Regions from separate parts of the Homo sapiens genome. Here region 1 is linked to region 2. The links are chromatin contacts, found by Hi-C or POLR2A ChIA-PET in ENCODE. All regions are on one chromosome and are shown on one strand. Each heading gives the region's core, a stretch centred on a gene start or an enhancer-like site at or near the end of the contact. The rest is flanking DNA. Distances are from core to core; before and after follow the strand shown. Region 1 holds the start of EML2-AS1 (EML2 antisense RNA 1). Region 2 holds the start of GEMIN7-AS1 (GEMIN7 antisense RNA 1).

Region 1 (4,560 bases), core at 1-2,500, 550 kb after region 2:
GGTGTGGCTCTGTCGACCAAACTGGAGTGCAATGGCGTGATCATGGCTCACTGAAACCTCGAATTTCCTAGGCTTAAGTGAGCCTCCTGCCGCAGCCTCCCAAGTAGCTGGGTCTACAAGCGAAGGCCAGCACGCCCGGCTATTTTCTTTCTCTCTCTTTTTTTTTTTGTTTTTTGTTTTTTGTTTTTTGTTTGTTTGTTTAACGGAGTCTTGCTCTGTCAGCAGGCTGGAGTGCAGTGGCGCGATCTCAGCTCACTGCAACCTCCGCCTCCCGGGTTGAAGTGATTCTCCTGCCTCAGCCTCCCGAGTAGCTGGGACTACAGGCACGCGCCACCACGCCCATTTTTGTATTATTAATAGACAGGGGGTTTCACCATGTTGGCCAGGATGGTCTCGATCTCTTGACCTTGTGATCCACCCGCCTAGGCCTCCCGAAGTGCTGGGATTACAGGCGTGAGCCACCGCGCCAGGCCTAATTTATTTTCATTTTTAGTAAAGACGAGGGCTCGCTATTTTGCCCAGCCTGGTCTCGAACTCCTGAGCTCAAGCGATGATTCCCGCCTCCGCCTCCCAAACTGCTAGAATTATATAGCCTTAGTTTTTGACTCTGTCCAGATCTTCAGTATGGCCCCGCCTCTGGAGTTGACCACGCCTGTCATTCTGAGCCTCCCTTCTAACCCTGTCCCTGAGTTGACTCAGTTGCTTGAGAATTGACTGCTACCTCCCGCCAACGCTCCTTCTCCGGCCCGCCAGGCATTCTGATTACGTCCATTTTCACGTATTCCTTATGTGAATACCTTCGAGGCCTCCAAGTTGGCTGCACCTCTTGGCATTTGACCACGCCCCTACGGCCCCGCCCAACCTTTAAGCCACGCCCTTTTCAACCTGGCAGTGCCCCCCGATTTTGATGTCAAAGCTTCTGGAATCTGGAATGCCTCCACCTGGTCTCAGCCTCTGTTACTCCGTACCCCAGATTTTAATTTCGCCCAGGCGAACACTGTGGCTGCACCCTTAAATTCCTCAGACTCCCTCTTTCCTTGTAGAAACTCTGTGGCTGCTGCCTTGACTTCATCCCTGAAACTCAACGGGGCCTCTCCTGTACCTTAATAACCACGCCCATAAGCCAAGCTCCTCCCTGACTTCCTCACCCAGTAGACCTGACCGTCCAGCTTCTAAAAACTCTGGCCACGCCCCTCAATATTGACTCCGCCCTCCCAGACCTTCCACTGTTACCGTGCCACCTCAAGATTGGTCCCTCCAAGGCTCTGGCACCGTCCCCGCTTTTGAACTAGCTGGCCCCACTCTAGGTTACGACCTCGTGGCCTGGGGCATGACTACATTTCTCGACCATTTCCTCCCTATCTCTTTCTGCGGCTTGACGCCGCCCCAGTCCTTACCCTTCCTTTTTGGCGCTACAGTTGCTGCTGGAGGATGTGGTCCGGCTGCGGGGGTCCTCACGGCGCACCGAGGCGAGGCGCTCTGGTGACAAGTAGCGGCGGACACTGCTAAAAGAGAGCACACAGGTGGGGGCAGAGCCTTCTAGGCCAGCAGGCGAGTGCCGTGAGCAAGCGAGATTCTCCCTGCACCCTCTGCTGCTGGAGCTCAGGCAAACAAACCACCTCTGTCTCCCACGAGGTCTTGGAAGAGGCTGGGGGTCCCGGCCTTGTGCCTTACCTGCGCCCGGAGGTCGCCTCCTTCTTGGGAGAGGATGGGGACGTGGCATAGCCACCCACGCGCCGCGGGGGTCCCGAGCCATTAAGGGGCGTCCTGGTGGGAAGGCCTTTCAAGAGCTGACACACTGGAGGGATGGGGTTAGGGGACAGAAGAGGGTGAGTATAAGGACCAGGCCCCGGTCCTCCCCATCCCACCCCTCCAGTCTAACGGGGATACCCGAGGCAGTGGTGCCTAAGCGCGGAGGCGCCCGGCCCTTGGGGGTGCCCCGCGCGCGTAGCGCCGCTCCCTGTTCTTCGCATGCCCGCAGGCGACGCAGAGCATCCGCCAGCGCCGCCTTTAGGACCGCCAGCTCGTCTTCCTGTAACTGCAGCCGCTGCTCCAGCGCCGACACGCGGTCGTCCACTTCCATACCGCTCGTGCCCGACAAATTGTCATCTGGAAGACGGGGGAGTGCCGGCTGCAGGGCCACCCAGGAGCTCCAGTGCCCAAGGGGTCCCTCCCGCCTTCCTGGGTCTAAGCGGGGGGCCAGCCACGCCCCTTTCCTGTCCCGCTACCTGGGGCTGGGACACTTGGACATGAGCCAAGGAAGAGGACTCTGAAGGGGGAAGGAAATCCCCACAGCTCTCCAACCCATCCGCACACTCCTCTCTGCCACAGCGCGCTGGCCGTGTGACCTTGGGGAAGTCCCTTCCCTCTTATTTTCTAAGAGTCTGTGAACCCAGGAGCCTCTCGCTCTGGCTTTAAGATGCTATGACTAAGACGTGACCAGGCGCAGTGGCTCACGCCTGTAACCCCAGCACTTTGGGAGGCCGAGGCGGGCGTATCACGAGGTCAGGAGATCGAGACCATCCTGGCCAACATGGTGAAACCCCGTCTCTACTAAAATAAAATTAAATTAAAAATAAAATAAAATTTAAAAAAAAGCCGGGCGTGGTGGCGCGTGCCTGTAGTCCCAGCTACTCCGGAGGCTGAGACGGGAATCGCTTGAACCCGGGGGGTCGGAGGTTGCCGTGAGCCAAGATCGCGCCACTGCACTCCAGCCTGGCCACAAAGCGAGACTCCGTCTCAAAAAAAAAAAAAAGAAAAAAGAAAAAGAAAAAAAAGATTCTTTGATTTTATGACTAAGACGTTAAGTATCTATGAGTGATAAGAGCATTTGCAAAATGACACCAACCTACTCCTAATGACACTAAAGTTCTAGAATTGATCCCCAACATCCTCCGACGAAGATTCTGTTATGAATACCAACGTCTCTTCACTGTTTCTAAGACTTTCCAAGCCAAAAGGTCATGCCTAGCCTCCCCGTTTCCCCTCCTCTCCTCACCCTGGGGTTCGACCCTAGAGCCAGCTGCAAGGACAGAGCTTCGGCGGCCCCTGGCGGCGGACTTGGGGGTTGCAGGCAGCGCATGGCAGACCCAGAAGACCCAAGGGAGATGCAGACCGGATTGACAACCAAACTCTTCCCCAGCAGGCATTCCTCTTTTCTGTTCCCCTTCTTTATTTCGCCTCTGTACCCCGCGCCCCAGATTTGGCTCTCCAGCCTATGGGTGCAGCCAAAATGACTCCCCGAGTCGCCCCCCCAACCCCGCTCATTTTCCCAAAGTGGGAGGGGCGGAGACCGAAGTGGCCCCTCTCCCCCTTTTCCCGCAGAATACTCATACCCAGACTCATTGCTGACCACAACCAAGGAAGCCCTGGTTCCCAGCCTGGTGGAAGTAAAGGTGGTAGCTTAGACGGGGACAGGGCGTGGAGCTCGCCCCTGCCATCCCGCGTCCACAGGCCGCGCAGCTGGCCCTCTGGGCTCCGCAGTGCAGCCGCCGCTCCTCCCTCCTTCCCTTCGTAGCCCAATCGCCTGCCGAGGCTTGCCCGCCCTGCCCCCCACTCAGCGCCTCCCAGGTCCGGTGCCTGGACCTGCAGAGGGAGGTGGGAGCCTCCTGAGGTCAGAAGGAGTGAGCCGTCAGGACTTAGAACTCGTAACAGGGGGAAACCTCTAGGGGTCTTGTTGGCATCACGTTTTGCAGACGGGAAACTAAGGAAGGAGGCTAGTAGGAGTGTGCAGAGACACGCCAAAGATCACTCAGCCCGTAGGTGGGGGCTGGGGACCCAATCACCTCCTGTGCTCAGCCTGGTCCTACCTACCATTAATTATACGACCAGAAAAATGGCATCTGTTACTGTGAGCTTACATGTGCCAGGCACTGCTCACGCAAAACATTTAGCACGTTCCCGGCTCATGTTGATGCTCGATAAATCCAGAATAGGATTAACTATTTTTATGATACCTAATGCTTTTGGCAACTCTAGTAGTTGTAGTAGCATAATCCATTTTAGGAGGAGAGGAGGAGGAAGGTTACTGAAGCCCAGAAAGGTGACGTTACTTGTTACACGGACACACAGCCGTTCAATGGAAGAACCCATACTCAACAGGAATGGCCACCCTGTCATTCTGGCTCTTAGAGGGACAGAGGAGGACAAAATAAGCATTCTGGGTCCCCTGCCAATTCCAGTGGTCCCTGGCACTAGGGTGTGTGCCCAGAGGACTGAACCTCCAAACTGAGTTAATAGAGGTGCTTTCATCTTGACCCTTCTGCCCCACCCAGAGAGGCCAGCTGCACTGTCAGGCCTTGGCCAGCCCATCCTACCAACCCCCACACCTCCACCATCCCCATCCCTGTGACTCAAGCCCTCCGCTCCCTCCTGACCATCCCCCCATCCTCAGCCTTTTCCCAGAGACCAGGCCTCACTTCCCACTTTTCCCTCCCAACTCCCCTCTTCTCCTATCTCCCCTCACCTGAGCCCGACACCCACAGTGGTCCTTCTGGTATCACACCCATTTGTCTAGGGAGAAGGGATGGTGCTAATGCATGGGAGGGCCAGGGCCAGAGG
Region 2 (5,473 bases), core at 1,087-3,586:
CCTGCCTCGGCCTCCTGAGTAGCTGGGATTACAGGTGCCCGCCACGATGCTTGGCTAATTTTTGTATTTTTCGTAGAGACGGGGTTTCACCATGTTGGCCAGGCTGGTCTCGAACTCCTGACCTCAAGTGATCTGCCCACCTCGGCCTCCCAAAGTGCTGGGATTACAGGTGTGAGCCACTGCTCCCAGCCTTATACAATTTTTTTCTCAGCCTTTCTTTGTCTTTTATGACTTTAATATTTTTGAAGAGCCCAGGTTAGTTGTGCTGTTTTTGTTTTTGTTTTTTCTAAGACAAAGTCTCACTCTTGCCCAGGCGTGGAGTGCAGTGGCGCGATCATAGCTCACTGCAGCTTCAACCTTCCAGGGCTCCAGTGATTCTCTTACCTCAGTCTTCTGAGTAGCTGGGACTTCCACGAGTACATTGTCAAGCCTGGCTAATGTTTTTTATTTTTAGTAGAGACGAGGTCTTACCATGTTGCCCAGGCTGCTCTTGAACTCCTGAACGCAAGCAATCCTCTCACCTTGGCCTCCTGAGGTGCTGGGATTATAGGCATGAGCCACCATGCCTATCCCTGTTGTCCTTGTTTGGCCCAGAGGCTGGAAGATCACTTGAGGCCAGAAGTTCAAGACCAGCCTCGGCAACATAGTGAGACCCTGTCTCTTTAAAATTTAAAAAAAAAAGAAAAGGAATAGCACAGAAGTGGTGCCCTGCCTTCTTAGTGTCCCATTCCTGGAGATGTTGGCTTTGATCACTAAGTTAAGGGGGTGCATACCAGGTTCCTCCAGTATAAATTTGTGTTTGCCCTTTACAGTGAATGAATATCTTATAAGTCTGTTAAGACTATGTAGATACCTTATACTTCATCAAACTCCCATCCATGCTTTTTTTTTTTTTTCTTTTTTTTGACACAGAGTCTCACTCTGTCGCCCAGGCTAGAGTGCTGTGGTGCGATCTCTGCTCACTGCAGCCTCCGCCTTTTGGGTTCAAATGATTCTCCTGCCTTAACCTCCCGAGTAGCTGGGACTACAGGCGCATGACACCACACCCGGCTAATTTTTGTATTTTTGGTAGAGGCGGGGTTTCGCCATGTTGACCAGGCTGGTCTCGAATTCCTGACCTCAAGTGATTCGCCCACCTTGGCCTCCCAAAGTGTTGGGATTACAGGTGTGAGCCACCGCACCCGGCCCTATCCACACATTTTTGCATCTATTCCTTTTATATTTATTTACTTGCCAGTCTACAGTAAGGATTATATTTTCCTTCTCTTCCTTATTTATTCATTTATTTATTATTGGTATGGATTCTGGATTTCTGTTTTATCCAGTGGGTTATAATCTGTAACTATCATTATTGTATTGTTCAAATAATTCCAGATTTGGCCACTGGGAGCCCTTTCAAGCTAGCTCATGTGTGAGTGGGAATCTATCTAGAAGATAGAATTTCCTGATGGATTGGGTGGGTTGTGTGTGAGAGAAAGCTGGGGTTTATTCTTTTTTTTAGAGACAGTGTCTCACTCTGTCACCCAAGCTGGAGTGCAGTTGCACAATTACAGCTCACTGCAGCCTCCATCTCCTGGGCTCAACTAATCCTTCTCCCTCAGCCTCCTGAGTAGCCCAGCTAATGTAAAATATATATATATATTTTTAGAAATGGGGTCTCGCTATATTGCCCAGGCTGGTCTCAAACTCCCAGCTTCAAAGTGATCCTCCTGCCTTGGCCTCCCAAAGGGCTGGGATTACAGGCATGAGCCACCATGCCTGGCCAGGTTCATCTTTTGGCAAATATTTATTGCCTATAAGTTGAGATAAAAACATTATAAAAGCAGACAAAGGTCCTTGCCTTCACGGGGCTCATGTTTTTGTGCATGTGACACTTTTGTTTCTGATCCAAGCCATTGGGGGACGATGGCACAGATTTTAGGAGGGTGGATCAGTCTGGGGCAGGTGCAGTGGAGCTGCCTGGTAGACCAGCCTCTGCTTCCACTCCTCCCTCCTCCATTAGCCCCATGCTTACCATGTAATGACTTCCTGCTCTTTTTCTTCACTCAACAGCCAAGACAATGCAAACTCCAGTGAACATTCCCGTGCCTGTGCTCCGGCTGCCCCGGGGCCCTGATGGCTTCAGCCGTGGCTTTGCCCCTGATGGACGCAGAGCCCCCTTGAGGCCAGAGGTTCCTGAAATCCAGGAGTGTCCCATAGCTCAAGAATCCCTGGAATCCCAGGAGCAGCGGGCACGAGCCGCCCTTCGGGAGCGTTACCTCCGCAGCCTGCTGGCCATGGTGGGTCATCAGGTGAGCTTCACGTTGCACGAGGGTGTGCGTGTGGCCGCCCACTTTGGAGCCACCGACCTGGATGTGGCCAACTTCTACGTGTCACAGCTGCAGACTCCCATAGGTGTGCAAGCAGAGGCGCTGCTCCGATGTAGTGACATTATTTCATATACCTTCAAGCCATAAAGATATTGTGTTCACTTTTCTGCTTGAGGCTAAGGCACTGTATCCCAGGCCTCCCAATGTTCCCGAGCCAGGAACTCTGGGCCCCATGGAGTTATGAGCTCCCTTGGAATTTTGAGCCAAGCTTTAAGCAAGTCTGGACTCCTGAGACCTCCTGGGTCTAGTCAGTAAAATTCTGCAACTCTAGGAATTCTAAGATCCCATTGGAAGGAATGCTCTACCTCACAGAACTCTGAACCCTACAGAAATATGGGCCTGCTGCCATTTCCTGAAGACCGGGGCATCGGGGTGGGGTGATAAAGGATACAACCTGCACAGGGGGAAGTTATTAAAGAGGCTGCAAAGTCCAGCCACCCTGAAGATACTCCCCAGTGCTCCCCTCCTGCTAAAGAACCAGTTACCCCAGGAAAATTCGACTCCTGTTTTTCTTTAATTAACTATACCGACGGGGATGGAGTCATCTTTAGGGGCTGGTAGGGTGGTTATCCAAGGGCTGAATCCAGTGGAGCTGGGCCAAGTACGACAGGAGTCCAGATAAAGGTGTAGGGGCTGCACGGCCGCAAGTCTCCTGGAAAGGCTGGAGTGACCGGCATGCCGGGATTGGGAGATTAGGATTTGATTTCATTTTGGGGCGGGCGGTGGCTCGTGCTGGGTCACGTGGTCGTGCCCAAGCGCTCCTCCTGTTGCCCCACCTGTGGTTGCTGTGGACTGCACACGACAGCAGATTCGCTGTCCCCTCGTTGGAGGCGAATGGTCGGACCCCGAGTGGCGGCGCCCCTGATAAAAGGCCGAGGATTCGCGATCAGGGTGCAACTTCACTCCCTCCTCTTTTCTCTCCAGCCTTGCAGCGTGGCCGTTCACATCACGCGCTTCACTAAGCCTCCTATCACTAGTAACCTTTCAGCGCATTGTTTAAAAAGAAAGCAGTTTCTGTCCCTTTCTGTAGTTCCTTTAAGTTCAGGATGTAAGCGAAGCCTTCCATTAAGTAAAGGTGAGTGTCGTTTCGTCTCAGTCGCGAAAGTGCGGCGGCCGATGATGAACCGCGCCAGGAGCAGCCTCAGCGGCCATCAGTCCATTCGCAGCGCCGGCTCCGCCGAGGCCCGGACTTAGCTCTCGAGTTGCCTTGGCGACGACGCAGCTCGCTCCGCCCCAGTTCCCTTTTATGGTTTCAGCCCCGCCTCCTCTAGTTAGCCGGGTGCGCTTCGGCAAGCGTGGCGAAAGTGCGGCGGCGAATGTCAAGCGTTGGGTCTGAGCCTAGGGGTGTGGCTTGAGCTCACGCTGGTTCTTTCTTGCCTCGGTGATCCACCAGCCTTGTCACCCAGGATTTAGGTTGGCAGATTCGTCTCTCGCCTTTGGAATTTCTACCTTCTCCTAGGTTTTGTTTTTTAAAATCAGGCCTATGATACCGCTCATGGGCTCATATTTATTTTAGCATTGTAATTTAAGTTGTATTTTATGCAACTCTACCCCGATACAGAGAGCTGTTGATGTAACTGCAGCGAGCAAATGGAGGACTAGAGACTAGCGAAGGGGCCGAGACTTCGTCTCCAGAGTATCCCTGTCAGCATCCATCAACTGCACTCATATATTGAATGCAGCTCCTATCCGCCTTTCTTTTCGACTTCTTCATGCCGTTACCACTCTTCATCAGTTAGTCTAGCCTCAATGTTTTCATTTATTTCCTTTGTTTTTTTTGGGGGGGGGGGAACGGAGTCTTGCTCTGTCGCCCAGGCTGGAGTGCAGTGGCACGATCTCGGCTCACTAAAAGCTCCGCCTCCCGGGTTCACACCATTCTCGTGCCTCAGGCTCCCGAGTAGCTGGGACTACAGGCGCCCGCCACCACGCCCGGCTAATTTTTTGTATTTTTAGTAGAGACGGGGTTTCACCGTGTTAGCCAGGATGGTCTCGATCTCCTAACCTCGTGATCCGCCCGTGTCGGCCTTCCAAAGTGCTGGGATTACAGGCGTGAGCCACCGCGCCCGGCCCATTTCTTTCCTTTCGTTGAGACAGGGTCTGGCTCTGTCTACCAGGTCGGAGTGCAGGGGCGCGATCATAGCTCAGTGCAGCCTCAACCTACCGGGCTCAAGCGATCTTCCCACCTCCCAAGTAGCTGGAACTACAGGCTCCTGTAACCAGACCCTGCTAATTTTTAAATTTTTTGTAAAGACGGGGCCTTGCTATGTTGCCCAGGCTGGTCTCGAACTCCTGGACTCAAGCGATCTTCCCGCCTCAGCCTTCCAAAGTGCTGGGATTATAGGCGTGTGCCGCCGCGCCCCGCCAGGTGTTTTCAGTTCTATGCACTCCATTCCCTGGGCTCTTGACGAATGTGCGGGAGCTGAATATTCGTTATTTGGACTCCGGCAGGAAGGCGTGGGCTCAGCTTCGCGCTTGCGCGCTGCTCTTGGAGACGGCGTCTACTTCGCCCCGCCCCTCATAGTCTGCAGTTCCGGCTCTGCAGATTCGCTGCTCACGTTTCTTTTTTCCGTGGCCCTTCCTGCCCTTTGTTTCTCTCTTCATGTCACCCGCGGGACAACTCTACGTGCAAGTCGCTGAAATCGATTTTCTGCTTCTTATAGTAAGCGGCGGGCTCGCCAGCCTCGAGCGAAAGTGTGACTGCGAACGGGCAGGCGCGCGCGGGGCTCGGCGGAGGCGCGCTTGGGCTCCCGGCGGCGACGACTACGACCACTAGGAGAGCGGACGGAGGCGGCGCCTGAAGCGGCGGCGGAGCCCATGCCCCGGGACGGCGGGCGGACCCGGAGAGACAAATCCGGGGCCCGGGGCATGTCCCCGGGGCCCCCGTGAGGAGGCGGCGGCGGCTATGGAGATCGCGCCGCAGGAGGCGCCGCCCGTGCCGGGCGCGGACGGCGACATTGAAGAGGCCCCAGCTGAGGCCGGGTCTCCCAGCCCCGCGTCGCCCCCCGCCGATGGGCGCCTCAAGGCTGCAGCCAAGCGCGTCACATTCCCGTCCGACGAGGATATCGTGTCTGGAGCAGTGGAGCCCAAAGACCCCTGGAGACATG

What was found. A loop is a pair of places that touch in the nucleus more often than their neighbours do. ChIA-PET counts read pairs that join two places held with the same protein, here RNA polymerase II (POLR2A). Pooled maps may share reads with other maps.
Region 1: a loop to region 2 is called in a map with no recorded cell type, with 12 times the contacts of the local background. The contact joins the promoter of EML2-AS1 here to the promoter of GEMIN7-AS1 in region 2. A Hi-C loop is called at or near these places in 2 of 37 single-sample maps with no recorded cell type and 7 of 50 pooled maps. POLR2A ChIA-PET finds 5 or more read pairs at or near these places in 2 of 52 experiments (H1 and activated CD4-positive, alpha-beta T cell).

The regions. Positions count from the first base shown.
Region 1 is chr19:45,640,244-45,644,803 of GRCh38, forward strand. EML2-AS1 (EML2 antisense RNA 1) reads left to right here and starts at 1,251. Exons shown (of 2, transcript NR_130729.1): 1 at 1,251-1,523; 2 at 1,982-2,597. It also overlaps a transcript of EML2 not described here. RefSeq lists enhancers at 1,658-1,717, 2,239-3,090, 2,248-2,507, 2,518-2,567, 2,958-3,007 and 2 more.
Region 2 is chr19:45,088,055-45,093,527 of GRCh38, forward strand. It overlaps GEMIN7-AS1 (GEMIN7 antisense RNA 1), which reads right to left and starts at 2,337. Exons shown (of 2, transcript NR_134887.1): 1 at 2,015-2,337. GEMIN7 (gem nuclear organelle associated protein 7) reads left to right here. Exons shown (of 3, transcript NM_024707.3): 3 at 2,053-3,464. The coding sequence starts at 2,061. The coding sequence ends at 2,456. It overlaps PPP1R37 (protein phosphatase 1 regulatory subunit 37), which reads left to right and starts at 5,125. Exons shown (of 13, transcript NM_019121.2): 1 at 5,125-5,473. The coding sequence starts at 5,272. RefSeq lists silencers at 1,622-1,795, 3,496-3,680, 5,198-5,407 and enhancers at 1,737-2,732, 2,733-3,727, 3,338-3,387, 4,728-4,777.